Regions from separate parts of the Homo sapiens genome. Here region 1 is linked to region 2. The links are chromatin loops, found by intact Hi-C in ENCODE. Cell type or tissue: heart left ventricle. All regions are shown on one strand. Each heading gives the region's core, and the rest is flanking DNA. Links, peaks and the distances in the headings are about the cores only. Region 1 has its middle 360 kb from the start of SQOR. Region 2 overlaps LOC105370802 (a long non-coding RNA gene).

Region 1 (5,387 bases), core at 182-5,181, 75 kb after region 2:
TAAGTCAGTTGACATTTTTTATTGAGTTTCCCTTGTATGTGAAAAGTTCTTTTTCATTCTCAAGATTTTCTTTTGGCATTTTAACATTTTTACTCTGATGCATCTATTTTATATTTGCATTTATGTAATTTGGATTTCACTGAGCATCTGGCATGTATAGATAAATGTGTTTAATCAAGTTTGGGAAATCTTAAGCTATTATTTCTTAAAATACTTTTCTGCACATTTCTGTCTGTCCTCTCCCCCTGGAGTTCCCACTACTTTCATGTGGGTATATTTAGAGGTGTCCCACATTTCTCTGAGGCTTTGTTCATTTTTTGCCTTTTTTTTCCTGTTCTTCAGAGTGCATAATCTTAATTCATCACTTAAAGTTCACTGATGTTTTTTCTGACATCTCAAGTATATAGTTAATTTCTATATACTTGAGGTTATTGTATTTAGGTTGTTGTATGTTTCAACTAAAACAATGTCCATTTGGTTCTTTTAAAATAATTTCTATCTCTTTTGATATCCTTTATGATGAGACATTATTGTATACTCCTTTACTTCTTGGAGCATTATATTCCTTAGTTTGTTGTTGTTGTTGTTGTTGTTTTGTTGTTTTGGGTTTTTTTTTTTTTTTTTGAGACATAGTCTCACTGTGTTGCCCAGGCTGGAGTGCAGTGGTGTGATCTCAGCTCACTGCAGCCTCCACCTCCCAGGTTCAAGTGATTATCCTGCTTCAGTCTCTCCATTAGCTGAGATTACAGGTGTGTACCACCATGCTCAGCTAATTTTTGTATTTTTAGTAGAGACGGGTTTCCGTATATTGGCCAGGCTGGTCTCAAAACTCCTGACCTTCGGTGATCCGCCCCTCTCGGCCTCCCAAAGTGCTGGGATTATGGGCCTGAGGCACTGCGCCCGGCCTTTAGTTCTTTGAATGTATTTATAATAGCTGCCTCTAAGTCTTTGTTTGCTAAATCTGGCATATGGGCTCTTTCAAAGGCTATTTCTGTTGCCCTTTTTTTCTTGTGTGGGTCACACTTTCTTCGTACTTTGTATTTCTCATAAATTCTGGTTGAAAGCTTGATATTTTGATTGAAAGCAACTCTGGATACTTATTTTCCTACTACTTCTCTGGGGCTAATTGTTATTTGCTTTTTTGCTTGTTAATTTCTTTAGTGACTTTGTCTGGATTATCTTAATGAAGTTTATTTCCTCCAAACTGTGTAGCCTCCAATGTTGCTTCTTAAAAGGTACAACCTTGGGAATGTGCATAGTTGCTCTGACCCCCTTACCTCCCACTCCAAGGATGACATAGGTTTTAGCCACTCTCTGAGTGTCTCTTTCTCTGATCTCCCTGTTAAGCTTTTATCTGGTTTGCCTCTATTGGTTTCACACCCAGTTGTTAGCGTCTAGTAGTTACTGATTGCTCTAATGTTTTCAAGAATATCCTAAAACATAAATTGTTCCACAGTCTGAGCCAATTCTTGGCCACTTTGCAGAGGTAGTCTTTGAGGCTTGTTTCCCCCTCAGGAGATCTCTTTTTAGCTGTATCTTTATCTGATTCTCTCTGCTAAATGATTTGGTCTATGATTTTGCTTGTTGCTATCACAGAGCTACCCACCAATTCACTAGTTGATTAATTGCTCATCACTTATTAATTGCTCATCATTTATTTTATTTTTTTTTTGAGATAGAGTTTTGCTATTGCCCAGGCTGGAGTGCAATGGCATGATCTCGGCTCACTGCAACCTCTGCCTCCCAGGTTCAGGTGATTCTCCTGCCTCAGCCTCCTGAGTAGCTGGGATTACAGGCAGGTACCACCATGCCTGGCTAGTTTTGTATTTTTAGTAGAGACAGGGTTTCATCATGTTGGTCAGGCTGGCCTTGAACTCGTGACCTCAGTTGATCCACCTGCCTCAGCCTCCCAAAGTGCTGGGATTACAGGTCTGAGCCACCATATCTGGTCCCAAATCTCCATTTTTTGACATTATCCTTTGCTTGAAATTCCCTGTTCTGTTCAAATTAAAACCAATTCCCTTAGGGAAAACTTTTGAGCTCTCTGTTGCTGTTGCCTGCTTCTCCCCCATGGTAGAAATTCTGTGTCATTACTTCTGGGGGCAGGGACTGTAGCCTGCTTCTCGAAGAGTGATAGCCCTCCTCTGCAAGCAGGTCGATGGTAAGAGCAGTAGCTCCTGGTCTTCCTGGTTTACCTCTTCCTGTATGAAAGGTCCACTGATGCAAGGCTAATCAGAGCTAGCATTCTCTTCCTGCCACACCCAGAGTAGACTTCTACCCTATAAGTGAAGGCTAGGTAGAAGAAGTCTGGGAGCTGGGGAAGGGAGAGGGATCTTTTTCTTGGCTGTGTACATCCAGAGTAGAGCTTTCATAGCACAGAGCTGAGGGCAGGGGGAAGGGTAAAGGAGCCTGTCATAATTGAAACGTGACAGACTGTCATCATTTTATAGAGATTTAATGGATTTTCTTGAATAAACATTCATACACTTGCTGTATTCTGGAAATTTTTAGAAATTTTAATTTTCTTAATAATTTTCATCATTAATAGTTTTTCTGAGAAAAGCTCTGCAGAGTTTCTCACACCACCATTGAAGAAATCTTGCCAAGTTCATTTCTGTTCCTGCTTCCATTTATTTTATAATCTCATGTCCCCCTAACCCCCTATAACAGTTTCCTGATTCTTTTCTTTTGAATCAGGAAAACAGAATGTGCCTATATTGGACTGACTTTCTGATTCAGGCACTTCTGGAATACTTGGAGAGCTGTGTGAGGGAAGGTCTTCCAGGACTGTACTTGCCAGAGGAAGTGAGGAAGGCCGCTAAGGAAGACTCACTGAAGGGAGGATTGAACAACTCCTCTTCAGTCATAGGGTAGGTGGAGGGTGTCTGTGACTTGGATTTGAGAGTGTGAAACAAAGTTGGGAGAAAGAAAATCTCTGTGGATACAAGAGGGTGGAAAGTATGTTTTGTAAGTTGGAAAAGACCATCCCTGTAAGCAATGGGCTTTCTAGGGGATCCAAAGGTAGTAGGCAGGGATGTGCTGCTTAGGAATGCCTGGGCACCATCTCTGTCTTCCCTCCTCCAGATGCAGGTATGGACATATTGACATATAGTTTAGTTTAAAAACTAGTAGATGTTGATGTCAGGAAGAACCTCCTGAAAGGGAAGCATCAAGATCTTTGGTCATTTGTGATTTCTTCTTTCACAGAATAAAATACCTGTGACTTAGCACACTAAGGCTGTAAGATATATTTCACACGCACAAGGCTGCTTTGCAGCTGCAAGCCAGTTGGTGTTGAATGTGGATGACTGTATGAAACCCACTGAACCTTTGAGATGGAGACTCTCACAGGGGAGCCTCCTAGTCAGAGTTACCACAATTTATGATGCCTGAGTTGAGCGAAAAGGGAAAACTGGTGCTTTATTAGGTTGTCTCTGTTTCGGTTATTGCCACATAGGGAAGTTAAGATGTGGAATTCATATTTACTTCTTGGCACAATGAAATTTAATTGTTCACCAGCATCAGACATTAACAGAAGTGGTTTTGGCATCTTGAGGACTTTAGCCCTGTTTCCCTGGTAGGAGGTCTGCCAATGACTGTTTTTTCTGACAAGCTCTGAGTGCAAAAGGAAGGCACCCATGTAGCTTTGCACAGGTCTTTCCAGCCAAATAATAGCAATGACTTATAATAACAACTTTTTGAAAGATTACTATATGCCAGTAAGCATTTTGCAGTATCACTGAGAAGCAGGTGTTTTTTTTATTAACCTCATTTTATAGATAAGAAAACTGAGATACAGAGAAGTTGAGAGACTTGCACATAGCTTGATCAGGTCTAGCAAGTGGAAAAGGAGGCAGTCTAACTCCCAAATCAGCACTTTGGCCCATTGTATTATACTTCCTTTGCAGAGATTTTCAGAAAGAAGTGTCAATGACCCTGGGAAGATCAGAGGATGATAAGTACCAGGGGAAACTGTTTTACTAGTTAGAGTGATCTCAGTTCTTTTTTTTATACCCTTGGCTAGGTTGTCCTTGGGAAATACTATTTATACTTGTTAGTATTTTTGCCTTTTTTTTAACTTTTAGTTTTTCATCATGTGGAACATAGCATTTATTAGATAAACATTTCACATTTTTGTTCCAAATTGCTATACTTGTCATGAGTATTAAAAACCATATTTTCTTTAATCACACTTTTATAGACCTTATCTAATATGAAAAGGAAGTTGACAGAAAAATTGGGTAATTTCTTTTGTTATGATTCTCATATACACACCAAGAGAAAAACATTATTCCTACTATATATGTTTATGCTCTTCATAACATTTCTACTATTTTACTTATCCACCTTTGAAATGAAGCAATTAAATTACATTTCCCTATGTTTTATTGTCAACAGATAATCTATAACCCACTATATGGTGTTATAATGACATTATTTGCCCTTTTTCTAAGCAAGGAAAGTTACCATTATTTACCACAGAGTAATCATATTTGGAGTGTTCCAGAAAGAACTCTGTTCTATACCATCTGCCCAAGTTACTTACTGACACTCTTTTAAACTGAGAACTCTCCAAATGTGTTGCCAGCTGATTTTTCTTTGCACTAGATCTATGCATCAAATACCAACTGGACACATCTGATAACACTGCCTGTGGCAGATGCTGCCATGCGTTGTCCACATTCCTGTTTTGGAATACAATACCCATGACTCCAGCTATGAGAGTATTGACAGCTGTCAGCCATCTTTAGGGATTGTGTTGGCTGAAGAGTTATCTCACTCAATGTCACGTCCCTTTTTTGGGTCAGCCTCCTTCCAATGAATGCTCAATATAGGGGTATAAGTGCCCCACAAAAGTGGGTACAACTCTGAGGGTAATTCCATTTTTGGTACTTGTCATAGGGCTGGCTGAGGCTTCCTTGAGATTGCATCGATGCCCACCTTCCTCCTCTGCTCAATTATGCTACTTTCTCTTCCCTTCACCGTGAGTTGATTCCAAGTGCACTCTCTAATAAGCCTTCCATATGCTAATCTCCACCCCAGAATCAACTTCCTGGGAAACTCAGCTTGCTATACAGACAGCTATCTCAAATATGATGTGCCTATAACTTAACATACATTCAGGGAACAGGATGAGGGCTTCTCCTCTGTTTCCTAAACTAGATCATGGTATCCAGTCTAACACTCAAGTTAGAGACCTGGGAGTTCCTTTGGACTCTTTTCTTCATCACTATTATTGTTTTGGTTGCCAGTTCTGTTGATTTTCTTAAATTCATTTCCAAACATTTCCTCCTCTTTCCATTCCCACTGCCACTGCTATGGCTGAAGTACTCACTATTTCTCATCTGACAAGAGCAGCGGTCTTATAACTTACTTATTTACAGATG
Region 2 (5,387 bases), core at 77-5,076:
TAGATTGAATGTTTTTGTGATGATAAACTGTGCTTTGGCCTTGTTTAATATATTTTTTGCCTTGAATTCTGTCTGGCAAAGACGTAAATAAGTGCAAAAAAGAATAGTAATATGAATAATTTTACCTATAACCTTTATGAATGACTATTTGAATAATATAAAGCATACAGCTAGTTTTTGTTTATTCAATCCAATTTGATAATTTTTGATGAATTTATTGTATTTACACATACACATGTAACATACATATTACATTCATAACGTGTGTTTCAATCCTGTCATCTTAGGGGTTTTCTCTTTCTAATGCTTCCATAGTTTTCCATCTTCAATCTCCCATCTTTGGTTATATGGTTTATGTCTTCTTTATTTTGGTTCTGTTGCTCCCCTTCTACTGACATTTTGAGAGATTTGTAATCTGGTTTTTAGTTCCTCTGGGGGTCACTGTTATGACTGTAAATATTTTTTAAGGCTAGCTCTATTGACTCCTTGCTATGAAATACAGGGAAATAAATGCCCTTGTTCATCCATCACCCATATCTCACTACCTTGCTTTTTAATTTCTTTATTTTCACAATGTCAAAGTTTACAAAACATATTAAATGTTGTAAAATTCTAATGGCTCCATTGTTCACCGCCAGTCCTTAAATATCAAAGCTTCCCCATTTCTGGTTCTTTACTTTGGGTCATCTTTTGGCTGGCTGGGGCTCATTCTGTATCCGTTTTTCTCATGAGGGCTTATGGTTGTTAGGTCCTGACTGCATATGCATGTCTAAGGACCGTATTTATGGCTGATAATTGGTTGGCCTGAAATTGTTGGGGTACGGTTATGTCTTCCGAAGACTCTGTAAACATTGCCCTGGAATTGAATATTCTGTGGATGTATCATGCTAACACAGTGTTTCTATTTTCATCATTGCTCCTTACCCAAAGATCCTTTAATATTACAGATATGCTCTATATTTATTTATATATTATGGTCCTCTAGAAGGCCACAAACTATTATAATATCTAATATTATTTTCATTCCCCCAATAATAAATTTTTGTCCCCTTGAAGGCAATATCATCCCTCTTGAGAATGAATGTAGTAACCTGATGACCCTTATCCTCTTGTAAGTGACTACTTTTTCCGTGTAGATAGTGGATTTATTTTTTTCTGCAAATTTTCTTAATTCATAGTGTGTTTTTTTGCGACTGCAGATTTAGGGCTTTCTTTTATCTCTGCCAACTTTTATTGTATTTTGAACTTTTTTCAGGGCTTATTTATTCCATTCTCTTATCGAAAAATAACAATTCTATATTAGGTAACTGCTTTCATCTTCCACATCTCTAATCTTCTCTTTGTCATCTTCTTTTGTCCTTTTTCCCCCATTTTGCCTAATTGTCTCAAAAAGTACACATCATTGCATTTCAGATATATATTTTTTCTTTCTTGCTGCTTTTAATGGTTTTTAAAATTTGGGTAGTAGTTTTATTGTCTTCTATTTCATATATATCATAGCATCACTGTTAGAATTATCGTTCTAATTTTGGGGGTAATCTTTTCCTTCTCTCCCTCTCCAGGTAAGCAGATTGCCAGCCAGAGGATCCATGTGAATTTGCAGCATAGTTCCATGGCTCATAGGTCTTCTATTTGATGATTCTGTACTAATTTATTTTGCTTAGTTGGATGTTGTAAGCAAGTTCAAAGCTAGTTGCTATTTCTGGTCTTTTTTCCTCCTTGCCTCATCTCAGGCTGTTTTCAGCATAGGAGTCTTACTCGGAAAAAGCAAAGGTGAAAACAGTACTTCTTCAGTCCTTGTTCTCCCTCTGTTCATCCGTGTGTAACAAGACTCCTCTACCCTTCCCCTCTTCTCCAGGATGGCCTCCACCTCAAATGGCCTCATGGTCCTCCTTCTCATCGTTCTAGGTAAAGCTGGGACCCATGGGTCCCTCCCACTTATTTTCAAAGAAATCTGCATTCTTATTAAGACTCAAGGAGGTATGAATTGTTTTTCACTATCTCTGGTTTGGGTCTAAGGTTTACTATCTTTTGACAGTATTCTTCACAGCCTGGGGTTGGGAATTGTAGCCATTTTCTATTTTTCATTTTAGATGCAGTTTTCTTCATTTTTTATTCTTTTGGATTGTATCTAATAATTTCAGGAAATTAAGAAGAGTAAATACAACCTTAGTCCTCATCCTTGACTAGAAATTCTCAGCTCATGGTTATGCATCTCCCCAGTAGGTGCAGTTTACATTCCCTGTTCAGAGTTGTGACTAGGATCAGGCAAGAGGCCACTAGTTATAAAATAGGGATGCCTATTAGGCATGCCCAGTTAGGGATTTCAGATAGTTAAAGGATTAAAAAAAACCCTGTTACATTAGGAAGTGTGAGAAATAAGGATACAAAGAGGCAGAGAAAAGAGAGAAGGAAAATTCTACCAGGTTTCTGTGACAAGATGGTTGTTGAAAATCAACAATGAAATTAACTTGAAAATTACCAGAATCCAAGGCTGAGGAGGAAAATCACAATGGCCTATTCAGCTTTCATCTTGATGAGGGGAAGCACATTATCCAACAGAGATTAACCATTATTCTGCTCTAAAAATTCATATGAAGAATTTGTTAAATGAATATCTGCGTGCCCTTTATGTTTCTGACAGCAGGAAGGTTTGGAGAAGAGGAGCTGGGGGCCTGGCACTCAGCTGGTCCCCAACAGTGAGGGAAGAACTTGCCTCTGCCCTCTGGGTTCACTTCCTGATGCTGGTCCTGGGCCTTCCTCCTGTGCTTTACACCTGGTGCTTTACACCTTGGCAGTCTTGGTTCCTGAAACCTAGGTAATCCTTCTGACTTTGTTCTTCTGGTTCATAAACTTTCTACTCATTTCAGATAGTGAGAACTTCCTAGACTTGTCTCTGCCTGGTCTTTCCTGGTCACTTAGCTTGAGCCTTCTGCTTCAAATGCTGTCTGATGCCATGACATAGTCATGAGTCTCCTTCACCTGGAAGAGCAAAGGGTCAGATCAACCTCTCAGCGAAGGGTGGATGCACTCATGGTGGCTTGGTGGCTTCTGGGGAAGACTATTGAAATGCACTACTCAGATCTCATATCAGAATTGGAGGATCTATTCCCCCAGCTACTGAGAGTTCTGATGGAAGAAAGACTTCAGTTGTCAGCTTCTTATTGCCTTAACTGAAGGCCATGCCCCTTGTGAGGGCTGCCTACATCTGATGACTGATGTTTATGGGGATTTGAAAGCATGGACAGCACTGAAGAGCCCCCATACAAAAAAAAAAACTTTCCATAGGGTTCATGGAGGCCTTCATTGAAACTACATTACAGCCAAACTTCTCCTTTCACCCAGTCTGGCTTTTTTTCCTTTCTTTTTCCAAGAATATGCACTAACAACCTTCCTGTCCATGAATTCTCATTAAGAAGTCTGCTTCCTGCAGAATTCAACAGGTAACAGCTTCTTACAGCCAGCTCAGGCTAATCCACTACATCATAATTATCAGAACATCATGAAATTGGCCTACACACTGCAGTATTAACTAATAAGAACGTATAGGGCTGGGAAGGAAATGTGGGGCACTATAAAGGATTGGAATTCCAGAATAGAAGAGGATGGATTAAAAGGGCAGGAAGAAGTAAAGAAGAAAACCAAGCATATTGGTGTAGCTACATCTGTCCTCAAGATTCAAGCTTTGGGGTTTAGACATTGATGGAGCATCTGAAAACTACTCTCCCCATTCTACCAACTTCACTTGAACTACTTAAATTACAAGGAACATCTAAAATCTCTATAATATTTCCTATTCTCACTCTGTTTAGAATGCTTCTACTTACCTTCCCATCTGATCCTTACACCAGTCTCTGTCTGAAGTGGTACCATGCTTATCTTACAGAAGGAGAGAATCAGAGAGTTTGGGTGACTTGTCCAAGGCCACCCAGCCAGAGGCCAGGGCTCCAGGGCCCAAGGCCAGTGCATTGTCCACACTGTGGGAGTTTCCTCTCAAATGAAGGAGCTCAAGAGAGCCAGAACAGGCACTTCCCCCATTTTAAGTTCAGTACATTTTTTTAGAGTTGCCTGTTTCCTGGTATTGTTTGCACAGCTTGAATAAAACACCCTGGGGTCTCTGGCCTGCATGAGGACACTGCAAAAATAATGGAAATCAAGTTAGAGTTAGAGAAAAACGCTGATTCTCTCGGCTGACACCTTCTGCTCTCTCCACAGGTGTAAATACTACTCAACAAACCCCTTTAGTGCACAAAGCTAGGGGTCTATTTATTTTTAAAATTAAAAAAGCCTATCTGATATTTTGCTTGTGGTCTCAGAGCTTCTTGCTATGCCACTGTGCACCTGCACTGTTGGTGTAATAAATGCCTGGGGGATGTTCCCTGAAGTTTCCATGGGGCCTACATTAGTTTTATTTTCTTTATGTGGGTCTAAGCATTACTGAGCAGATCAAAATCAATTCCTGGAAGACCAGAAGACCATTTGATAGAGTTGTGGCGTAGCTGGCAAGGGATACTCTGCTATGAGTCTTGCTACTGAATATTTTAAAACAGAAATAATTCAAGAAACTGGAGAAAATCTCCCTCTGTCTTTGCATGACTCGCGAGTCTTTGGATCTGTGTTCCGCTCGTCCTTGTCTTCCATAGCTTGTATTGCTCTGGATGATGGTGGAGTGCCAGGATTAGAGTATAATGTGTATTCCCTTTTGTCTCTCTCTTGAGACCTATGGTTAATTTTTTTTTTCACATGTAAGTAAAATAAGCAAATCTCTAAGAATACTAATAGTAAAAAAATAGGGATGTTTCTCCTCCTCTCTCCGCTCTTGAAAAGCCCAGTACAGCCCGCTCCCATGCATCAGCTGGGCTGGGCGGCCACACCTCTCCCTCCAAGGCTGATTCAGCAGTGAGTTTCGTAAAGCTGTTCTGACGCTTGAGAAGTCCTCTTAACACTAAGCAGGTAGTGGATTATGGTTGCTTACTTGCTTTATTTATTTATTTATTCATCCTTTTGATGTTTTCTTTCTAATAAGAGGTATATGAGTCATCTGTTGTGGACTTTATTTTGTGAAGGAATGCTTGGCATGATAAGAACTCTGTAGAAGTTAACAAGTTGAAGAGGAAAAATGACTCATCAACACCGACATTTTATATCACTGTGTGGAATGAAGAAAAATACTACCACAAAATGGAGTTGTGGGTGATGGTTAGGAAATTAGACAAGAGCCATATAAACAGAAAGGCACTTCTTTTAGTTTTCTTTTTTTAAAAGTTTTTTTTTACTTTTGTTTTTTACAATAAAGAACAGGACAAAATGCATTTCTATCCAATTGAATGATTTTAGTTAGTGAATATTTTAAAGAGAAAGTGAGTAGGGATGGTGGTAGAGGGTTG

What was found. Peaks named below come from ENCODE experiments on the same cell type or tissue, not always from the same donor. Only the 100,000 strongest peaks of a DNase experiment are listed, where the experiment ranks them.
Region 1: it touches region 2 in a loop (3-fold over the local background); 4 of 110 quality-filtered maps call a loop at or near these places.

What each region holds. Positions count from the first base shown.
Region 1 is chr15:45,989,831-45,995,217 of GRCh38, forward strand. No RefSeq gene overlaps it. Among named protein-coding and RNA genes, the nearest start is that of SQOR, 360 kb to the left of the region's middle. In heart left ventricle, for the core only: no CTCF peak of the experiment used is centred there; no DNase peak of the experiment used is centred there.
Region 2 is chr15:45,915,014-45,920,400 of GRCh38, forward strand. The region is part of intron 2 of LOC105370802 (a long non-coding RNA gene); the gene reads left to right. Among named protein-coding and RNA genes, the nearest start is that of SQOR, 280 kb to the left of the region's middle. RefSeq lists an enhancer at 4,548-5,387. In heart left ventricle, for the core only: no CTCF peak of the experiment used is centred there; no DNase peak of the experiment used is centred there; H3K27ac peaks cover 1,307 bases.